2 separate regions of the Homo sapiens genome follow, and region 1 is linked to region 2. Evidence: chromatin contacts called from ENCODE Hi-C or POLR2A ChIA-PET data. All regions are on one chromosome and are shown on one strand. Each heading gives the region's core, a stretch centred on a gene start or an enhancer-like site at or near the end of the contact. The rest is flanking DNA. Distances are from core to core; before and after follow the strand shown.

The links. A loop is a pair of places that touch in the nucleus more often than their neighbours do. ChIA-PET counts read pairs that join two places held with the same protein, here RNA polymerase II (POLR2A). Pooled maps may share reads with other maps.
Region 1: a map of natural killer cell shows a loop between it and region 2 (4-fold over the local background). The contact joins the promoter of CMTM3 here to the promoter of PDP2 in region 2. A Hi-C loop is called at or near these places in 18 of 168 maps with a recorded cell type or tissue (B cell, CD8-positive, alpha-beta T cell, Calu3 and 14 more), 17 of 37 single-sample maps with no recorded cell type and 18 of 50 pooled maps. POLR2A ChIA-PET finds 5 or more read pairs at or near these places in 8 of 52 experiments (BJ, H1, PC-9 and 5 more).

Annotation. Positions count from the first base shown.
Region 1 is chr16:66,602,876-66,607,481 of GRCh38, reverse strand. CMTM3 (CKLF like MARVEL transmembrane domain containing 3) reads right to left here and starts at 2,778. Exons shown (of 5, transcript NM_181553.4): 1 at 2,530-2,778. The coding sequence starts at 2,676. It also overlaps a transcript of CMTM4 not described here. RefSeq lists silencers at 1,774-1,993, 2,054-2,893.
Region 2 is chr16:66,877,292-66,882,499 of GRCh38, reverse strand. It overlaps PDP2 (pyruvate dehydrogenase phosphatase catalytic subunit 2), which reads right to left and starts at 1,985. Exons shown (of 2, transcript NM_020786.4): 1 at 1,860-1,985. RefSeq lists a silencer at 1,532-1,711 and enhancers at 1,171-1,943, 2,192-2,271, 4,422-4,471.

The sequences.
Region 1 (4,606 bases), core at 1,529-4,028, 280 kb after region 2:
TAGATAAAGCAAAAAAATCTTTTGGAGTTTTAATGTATTTGCAAATTTTCATAATGATAAGAAAGGAACATCTAACAGAGGGTGCGTTGGCACTGACACCTCAGGCCCTGCTGCCTTATTCATACAGGGCCAGCTGTGAAAGGTGGGGCCAGCTGTACTTGAACTACAAGAATCAAAATGTTCACTGTGGTCTTGCCCACAACTCTGTAGGTGGGAAGAGCTGATGCAGGAGGATGTTGAGCCCTGGGCAGTCCTGCAGCCCAGGTACGCTGCAGAGCAGGCCAAGGTGACCTGTTGGCCAGCCTGGGGCTCCACAGTGCCTGGTACCCTGAGGCTCACGGGCATCTCCTCTGACCCTCACATCCACCCATGAGCACAGCCCCACTTGACAGATGAGAAGACTCTGTCACATGGCTAATCAGAGGCTACTAGAATTTGAACCCAGGGCTGGCTGACCCCCCAGATAGAGTTATCTTACCTCCGCCCCAGAGATGGAGTCTTGCTCCGTCTCCCAGGCTGGAGTGCAGTGGCACGATCTCAGTTCACTGCAACCTCCACCTCCGGGGTTCAAGTGATTCTCCTGCCTCAGCCTTCCCGAGTAGCTGGGATTACAGGCGCCCGCCACCAAACCCAGCTAATTTTTTTATTTTTAGTAGAGACAGGGTTTCACCATGCTGGCCAGGCTGGTCTCGAATTCCTGACCTCAGGTGATCCACCCACCTCGGCCTCCTAAAGTGTTGGGATTACAGGCATGAGCCACCACGCCCGGCCCAGGTAGAGTTCTTAAGCAACTTGGCCCTGTGGGTGTTGGGGAGGCCATCTGTCCCTGGTTTCTGTCACTGTGGCTGCGTTTGAACATGTCTATGGCTGAGTAGTTTCTAGTGGGTGCAGGAGTCCCCATGGGGACACCCAGATGCCCCACAGGAAGCACTGTGGCTGCTTCAGACAAATGAACTGCAGGGATCCCAGGGGGTCCCCAGAGCACCCCCATTTGCTCTGCACATGGCCTTGGGTGCAGCTGAGCCCCCTTTGGAAAGATAGACTAAGGCATAGAGACGGGCTGGGAGGCTGCTGGGGCCTCCCAGGAAGGCCTTCCATGGGACTGACCCAGCTCTGGCCCTCCCCTTCCTGTCTCCTATGCCTGCACCCCAAAGCCTAATTCTGGGGATTCCCCTCTCAATTCCTGTTTTTTCATCCCGCGATTTCTGGGGCCACTTCCTCTCTCTGTTTCTGTCCATCTCAGCCTCTGCACTTGCTTGGCCTGGGGGTGGGAGTGAGGGGACTAGGGAGGCAGGAGTGCCCTCAGCGGCTCCTGTGAACCCTGAGTGCTGACCGTTCACCCTTCCTTATCCTCCCTGACCTGGATTCCTGACATCTGCTGGGCCCAGGGTGGCCTCTATGCTCCTGCTGGACATATGCCTCCCTCTTATGAGGTGGTCTTGGGTGGGGATGGGGGGGTTCAAGCCACTCTGGGGACGGTGGATTCGAGGCTTCTCCCCTCAAGTGGCTCCCAGTGGTCTCCAGGGTGGGGCTGGGAGTGTGGGCTCGGAGTGTGGCATTGGTGTCTCACTTGGGCGTTGGGCAGGTGGCCTCTGGGCTGACCGTGGGAGAGGCTGCAGGACCACCTTCTGCCCTCTGCCCTGAGTGACCAGGGAGAGGTCCCGGAGCAGAATCCCCCTTCCTCCTGCCCCCACCCTCCTGGCCGCTCTCACTGGGCCCCTCAGTTGAGCCACCTGTCAAATCAGGCGCCTGAGCGCTCTCATCTGTAAAGTGGGGACAAGGGCAGGAAGCGCCAAGTTCCTGGGATCTAAGCAACAAGTGGCCGCCGCCGTGCGCCGCTCTCTCCTCCCGCCTCCCCCGGTCTCCGGCCCGGCCTCTCCCTCCCCATCCCCAACGGCCCAGCGCCACCCCTACCCCACAGCGGACAGTGCGGGCGCCTCCGGTGTCCAGAGGACAAAGAAGCCCCACCGGCCGGGGTGGGGGCGAGGGCGGAGTAGGAAGGAGCCCGGCCGCGGAGGGGAGGAGGGCGATGAAGTCACCGCGGGGCCGCCTCACCCAGTCCCGGGGGTGGGGGATCCCTCCCGCTCCGCACGGCCCCCCGCCGGCTCGGCCCCGCAGGTCGAGGCCCCGGCCCGCACTACCCGCTCGCAGGAAAGCGGACCCCGCTGCGGCCCGGGAGTCCCGGAGGTCCGAGTTGCCCGAGTCCCCGGGGCCCAGAGAGGGCGGGGGCGCCTGGCTCACACAGCAGGACCCACATCCCCGGGCCCCACCCACTTCCCACGGCCCCCAGCTCTGGACTCGCGGGGACAGCGCCGCGGATGGCCTGGGCTCGGGCCCCGCCCCGCCGTCCAAAGTTTGGGGACCTCGACCCAACTTCGCCAGGCGCCCGAGAGAAGTCGGCCGAGGCGGCGCGGAGAGGGGGTATCGGAGCACGGCGGCCGCCCCCGGACCCCACCCGCGCCCCGACGTCCTCCTCCGAAAGGAGCCGCGCAGTCCTAGCGGGGCGGCCGAGGGTCCCGCCGCACTCACCGACTCGGCCAGCAGGAGGCGGCCTTTGAGAGAGCAGAGGAAAGCCCGCGCCGGCAGCAGGGCGCGGAGCCCGGGGACCGCGGGGCCGGGACGGGAGCCGCCGGCAGGCTCGGGGTCCGGGTCGGGGTCGGGGTCTGGGGGCCACATGGCGGCGGCGGCGGTAGGGCCGGGGCTCGGCCTGGCTCCCCTCTTCTCGCGCCCGGAGGGAAGCGGAAACCCGGGCTGTGCGGAAGGAGGGCAGGCGACACTGGCTCGCGCAGGGGCGCATCCCCCGCCGCCACGCCCCGCCCCGCCCCCACCCGCTCCTCCAGCCCGCCCCTCCCCCTCGGACCCCGGCTGCGGGGGATGCTGGGCCCGACCCGCCCCCTCCCCGGCCTGGGGCCTCCGCAGACTCCACCTTCTTCTTCACCCTGGTTCGGGCCGCTGGAGACCTCCCGATCACCGCCCCGGCACCCCTTCGGAGCTCCCACCCGTCTGCCCCTATCCAGAAGGGCTGTCTATACTCGCTGTCTCCGGTCTAACTTCCTGCCCGTGCGCGTGTCTGGGATCCGGGAACCCAGGCGTCTAAACAGCAAAGACCCCGGCCGTGATGTCGGCTCCGCAACCCATGCCCTCTCTTTTTCTTGGGGGCCGGAGTTTTCTTGCGACTTTCTTGGCCACCCCTCCTGTCCCCGGCCAGCCCCACCCTCCTCCAGGGCCTCTTTGTTGGCTGTTCCAGGCCTCGGTCCTGCACCCGCCTCCCCCAACCCATTCTCAGAGGACTCTCAGACCTGCAAGCGCAGCTCCAGGCACACACACAGACACACACACACGCGCGCGCGCGCGCAAACACACACAGGCACGCACATCTGCAGGACTTCCTGACCTGCAGTCCCCCCACCCCAACACATCTCTCTCTCTCACACACACACACACACACACTCCACACGCACATGCGTGCACATCTAGAGAGCGTCTGGAGTTCAGCGTGATCAAGACCCAGCTTCCTGTGCCTCTGCGAAGGGCACTGCCCCCTCCTTTCCTTCCACCTGACTAGCGGAGACCTGCGGGTTGTCCTTGTCCCTCTTCACCGGCAGTCTGTAACCAAGGTCCTCCCACTTTCACCTCCTATAACTTTCTCTGATCTCTGTCTACTTCTCACCACCACTAGATCCGAAACCATTCCTGCCTGCTCCCCGCTGAACTGCTGTGATGGTGTCTTTAAGAGGCCCTTAGGTTTTCTCTCTGGGCAGCCGGGGGAGAGCTTATGGCACAGTACTGCGCACCCTTGACATAACTAACTCCATCTTAGAAAAAGACTTCATTTTATATTTCATAGGGTGCTTTGCCAACAAGGGCAAGATGTTTTGTTTAATAAAAAATAGAAGGTCAGGCGCTGTGGCTCATGCCTGTAATCCCAGCACGTTGGGAGGCTGAGGTGGGTGGATCACGAGGTCAGGAGTTCGAGACCAGCCTGGCCAATATAGTGAAACCCCGTGTCTACTAAAAATACAAAAATTAGCTGGGCGTGGTGGCACCGTGCCTATAATCTCAGCTACTCAGGAGGCTGAGGCACAAGAATCGCTTGAACCCGGGAGGCATAGGTTGCAGTGAGCCAAAATCACACCACTGCACCCCAGCCTGGGCGACAGAGCAAGACTCTGTCTCAAAAAATAAAAAAAAAAATAAATAAAGACTGCGTCCAACCACATAAGGACACAAAGAAGCACACTGTTCCTCTACCATTTCTCACCAGAGCACTCTGTGACTACAAAACAGCAGCCCAGCAGCCTTAACTGACAACCATCCCACTGCCGTTCATAAGAACTCTGCATCTGCCTCCCAAGGCTCTGCCCCTCAAAGACTCTGCAAGACCCTCAAGCCCAGACCAGGATTCCTTTTGTCTTCTTCCTTACCCTGGAACTGGTTCCTTAACCCTTTCTCCTATCTCTTTTTCTCTTGATGTTAAATGCTACTTTGTTTGTTGTGGAATGTTTATAACATTTACATGTGGATTAAGTATACTATTATATATGGTTTGCAATATTGACTGACTTGTGGAGTGGCTTGAGCCCATGTGCTCACTACTGAGTGAACG
Region 2 (5,208 bases), core at 736-3,235:
TATATACCCCTCTAAGTCATTCTGGGTATTTTTTGTTTGGTTTTTTTTTGTTTTGTTTTGTTTTTGAGATGGAGCCTGGCTCTGTCCCCAGGCTAGAGTGCAATGGTAAGATCGTGGCTCACTGCAGCCTTGCCCTTCTGGCCTCAAGGGATCCTCCTGCCTCAGCCTCCTACATAGCTGGGACTACAGGCATGTGCCGCCAGGCCCAGCTAATAGACAGGGTCTCCCCGTGTTTTCCAGGCTGGTCTCAAACTCCTAGGCTCAAGCGATCTTCCGCCCTTGGCCTCCCAAAGTGCTGAGATTACAGGTGGGAGCTACTGCGCACAGTCATTCTGTACGTATTTTTGTAGAGTTGTAACCCCAACTTTGAATCTGGCTTTCCTGATAAGAGTATTTTTTCACATCTGATGGCTACATTTTGACATAAATAATCACAACTTACTTAACTATTCTTTACGGCTGGAAATTTAGAGGTTGTTTCTACTACTTGCTATTTATTAATATAAAATACCAAACTGGACTGGGCACAGTGGCTCATGCCTATAATCTCAGCATTTTGGGAGGCCAAGGCAAGAGGATCACTTGAGGCTAGGGAGTTTAAGACCACCCTGGGTGATACAGCAAGTGCCCCATCTCTACAAAAATTTTTAGATTAGCTGGGCATGGTGGTAAGTGCCTGTAGTCCCAGCTACTCAAGAGGCTGAGGTGGGAGGATCGCTTGAGCCCAAGATTTCAAGACTGCAGTGAGCTATGATCACACCACTGCACTCCAGCCTGGGCGACAGAGCCAGATCTGTCTCTTTAAAAACAACAACAACAACAAAACCCCACCAAACTGTACTGCTTTATGCAGTAACCTTTTCTCTACTTAGGTTTTATCCTAGTTATTTCCCAAACAAGGAGTCAGTAGGTCCAAGGGTGTAGACTCATTGCCAAACTGATTTCCAAAAGCTTCACATCTGCCTCCTCAAGGGGGTGACGAGTTTCCTAGTCCCTTCACTAGCCCTGGTGGTACTTTTCCTTGGAATATAATAAATTAAATTAAATTAAATTAAATTAAATTAAATTAAAAAAAAAAAAACAGAACAAAACCTTGACCCATTATAATGAGCTTTTCATGTATGAATCCTGCCCTCGGGATCTCGAGATCATTTGTCGGGACCTCAAGAGTTCCCAGGACTGAGGACCGTCCCTTCACTCCCCCACCCCCTGCCAGCCCACCCCGCAGAAGTCGGTGCGGGGGCGGTCTGTCCGGGAGCAGAGGGCGCCTGACGCTCCGGCCCTGCAGTCAAGGCAGGCAGCGGTGCAGGGTGATACACCGCAGCCAGGACGCAAACCCTCTTGCATCCTTAAAGAAAACAGACAGGTCCCAAGTTCAAATCTCTGACTTCAGCCTCATCGCTAAGTGCATGGACTCCGGAGCCCACCAAAACCGATCTCCCTAGAACCCCGGCACGGCCGTACCCCAGCTGGGTGCCCCCGGGCGACCCGCTTGGTGCCTCTGAGCCCCGGCTTGCCAGCCTGTAAAACAGGGGCGTGCAGTCGGGACACAGAGCTCCAAGGGGTGCTCGATAGGCCAGAGCAGCTAGTGGGGTGCCCCGGTAGGCAGCCAAGGGTCCTCGGCGAGCCCGCGGGCCCACGTGGCGCGCGCACGTGAGTGGGGTGACCGTGGTCGTAGGCCCAGCTGGTCCCTCTCCGCCGCGGACCCGCCCCCTCACCTCAGCTCTCCCTCCGCCCAGTCACCTGAGCCGGTGCCGCAGGCCGGGAGGGTCAGGCGCCGGCGAGGCCTGGCGGGGAAAGAGGTGTCCACATCCCCCGCTCGTTACCTTCCCTACCTCGGACCCTCGCCCGCTTCTCACCAGCTGGCGAGGCCACAGCCGCCCGCTCCGTCCGGTCAGTTCAGCGCCTGCGCACAGTGCCACAACTGCGGCCACCAGGTCCTCACCTCACCCAGGCGGTCCCTAGTCAGGACCCAGCTCCAGAAGGAAGCGCCCTCCCGCCAGCCCTGGTTGGCTCAATTGCGGAGGCGGGCCCTTGATGGACAGAGGTATTGCCCAATGGCTAAAGAGGATGAGAGGCGGGCAGAAAGGCGGGACCCGGGAGGGGGCAACACCGCCCCTTACCCCCTGCCTGGGTGCTGAAAGTGTTCGAGCGCGGGGCCACAGGACCAGGCAGTCACGTGCCTGAGATCGCCAGCTACGTGGCCGCTACACTCTGCATACCCCGAACCCAGCGGCCTCCCCAATTCCTCACCGTTGTTAGAACACCTCACTGCTTCCTCTCCACTTCGGTGTCGACCACTCCAGAACCCTCTCTTGAGCGCCACACCCTGATGTCCAGCCACCTGGACACCTGCCTCTGGAGGCCCCCAGGCGCCTCAAACATAACTTACCCCAAACTCAGCTTTCTGCCAAACTTGCTTTTTCTCTTCTCTCCTAACCCAGTAATGGCCCCACCATCTGCCCAGAGACCCAAGCCAAAACCCTGGGAGGCATCTTGACTCCTTCCTCTCCCTCACCCTCTCTTTCCAGTTATCTAATGCTGTAAATCCTATCTCCTAAATCTCTCTCCACTCATCCATCCGGCGACGCAGCCACCCTATTCCAAGCCTCTCACTTGATTTTACGGTTTTCCCTCCTCCACCTTTGACTTGGTCCTAACCACAGAGCAGAGCAGCCAGAATGACGCCCCTCCCACCTTTTCTCGTGGTTGGTGGGTAGAGACAAGGTCTTTCTATGTTGCCCAGGCTGGTCTCAAACTGCCGGGCTCAAGCAATCCTCCCACCTCAGCCTCCCCAAAGTGCTGGGATTACAGACGTGAGCCATCACGCCTGGCAGAATGACACTTCTAAAACTCAAATTCCAAGGCCGAGTGCGGTGGCTCCTGCCTGTAATCCCAGCACTTTGGGAGGCCGAGGCGGGGGGATCTCCTGAGGTCAGGAGTTTGAGACCAGCCTGGCCAACATCACGAAACCGTCTCTACTAAAAATACAAAAATTAGCTGGGAGTGGTGGTGCGCGCCTGTAGTCCCAGCTACCTGGGAGGCTGAGGCATGAGAATCATTTGAACCAGGGAGGTGGAAGTTGCACTGAGGTGAGATCATGCCACTGCACGCCAGCCTGGGAGACAGAGTGAGAGTCTGTCTCAAAAAAAACAAAAACAGAAACAAAAACAAACCAAAAAAACCCTCAAATTCCTGCCCTAAAGTCTTTTTTTTTTTTTTTTTTTTTTTTTTTTGAGACGGAGTCTCGCTCTGTCGCCCAGGCTGGAGTGCAGTGGCGGGATCTCGGCTCACTGCAAGCTCCGCCTCCCGGGTTCACGCCATTCCCCTGCCTCAGCCTCCCAAGTAGCTGGGACTACAGGCGCCCGCCACTACGCCCGGCTAATTTTTTGTATTTTTAGTAGAGACGGGGTTTCACCGTTTTAGCCGGGATGGTCTCGATCTCCTGACCTCGTGATCCGCCCGCCTCCGCCTCCCAAAGTGCTGGGATTACAGGCGTGAGCCACCGCGCCCGGCCTCCTGCCCTAAAGTCTTTAGTGGTTTCCCACAAACCATTAAGCTTTGAACTGACCATTATATTGGCCTGCTACTGACAATTAACTCAGCACGGCTGGCGGCTGGTAGGTTGAGAGAGACAGCGAACCCCGACACCAGATAATCCCTCCGTCCCTTCTGGTCCTAACATTGTGGCATTCCAGTGATGACCTGCTTCCTTATAAATTATTTTCACAGAACTCTTGTAACTATGGTAAGTCAGATGGAGTCCTTCCCTGGAGACAGAGAAAAATGGGAGACAACCAGAAAAAGCCACTTGGAGCCCTGAGAGTGTGGTTTTCCAGAAGGAAGACACCCTGGCTTACCTGGGCAGCCTGGCCAGCCTCCTGGACCCAAGGACGTGGTCACAATAAAACTGCTCATGTCAGACTTGCCCTTGTATATTTATAGTTCCACTCACCCTTAGCCCTTTCCAGAAGTTCAAAGTCAGGACTGGCAATATCTCTCTTCCTGCATATTAAGAGGACTGTTTCAGACCCAAACTAAAAAAAAGTCTAAGGGTTTCTAATAAATGAGTGCAAGAGAATGCAAAAGCACACTTCTTCCCTCCCCCCAGCAGACAGGTCATATAGGGTCACAACGGGTTACCCTTCCGGACAGAGGCAGCAGTGTTTAATTATTCAATCTGCAGGTGTTATGGGTGCCCACAATGTGTCAGGCCCTGGGCTGACTGCTGAGACACACAGATGGCGGCCCCCGCCACTTTCCTGAGAAAAATTACATCATTCCACCAAGCCTGAAACCACTGAGTTTTTCTAAGTTACCACACACACCCACTTCCAAAGTAAAAATGCACCCTGGAGGATTTTATGTGCATTGGAACTTTCATTTCAAGGCTATAACCAGTTCAGTCACCCTATATAGGATGGCCAGCCGAAGTCCCTCACCGGATCTCTCAAGGCTTCCTTGTCCCAAGGTCTTATAAGCAAATACGATGGAAAAGGATTACTTCTCTCTCCTTCGAGAAAGGGAAAGCATAGCTCGATTGGCAGGTTTTTTTTGTTTTTGTTTTTGTTTTTGTTTTGATATGGAGTCTCACTCTGTCACCCAGTCTGGAGGGCAATGGTGTGGTCTCGGCTCACTGCAACCTCCGCCTCCCGGGTTCAAGCGATTCTCCCGGCTCAGCCTCTCAAGTAGCTGGGACCACAGGCATGTGCCATCATACCCGGCTAATTTCTGTATTTTTAGTAGAGAGGGGGTTTCACTATGTTGGCCAGGTTGGTCTCAAACTCCTGACCTTGTGATCTGCCTGCCTTGGCCTCCCAAAGTGCTGGGATTACAGGCGTGAGCCACTGTGCCCAGCTGTTCAATTGGCATTTTTAGAGAAAAGATGTAAAAATATTCAGCCTCACTCAAAACCAAAGAAATGGCCAGGCACAGTGGCTCATGCCTGTAATCCCAACAATTTGGGAGGCCGAGGTAGGTAGATCACTTGAGCTCAGGAGTTCGAGACCAGCCTGGGCAACATGGTGAAACCCCCCCATCTCTACAAAAAATACAAAAATTAGGCTGGGGGCGGTGGCTCACGCCTGTAATCCCAGCACTTTGGGAGGCCAAGGTGGGCAGATCACTTGAGGTCGGGAGTTTGAGACCAGCCTGGCCAACATAGTGAAACCCTGTCTCTAATAAAAATACAAAAAATTAGCCAGGTGT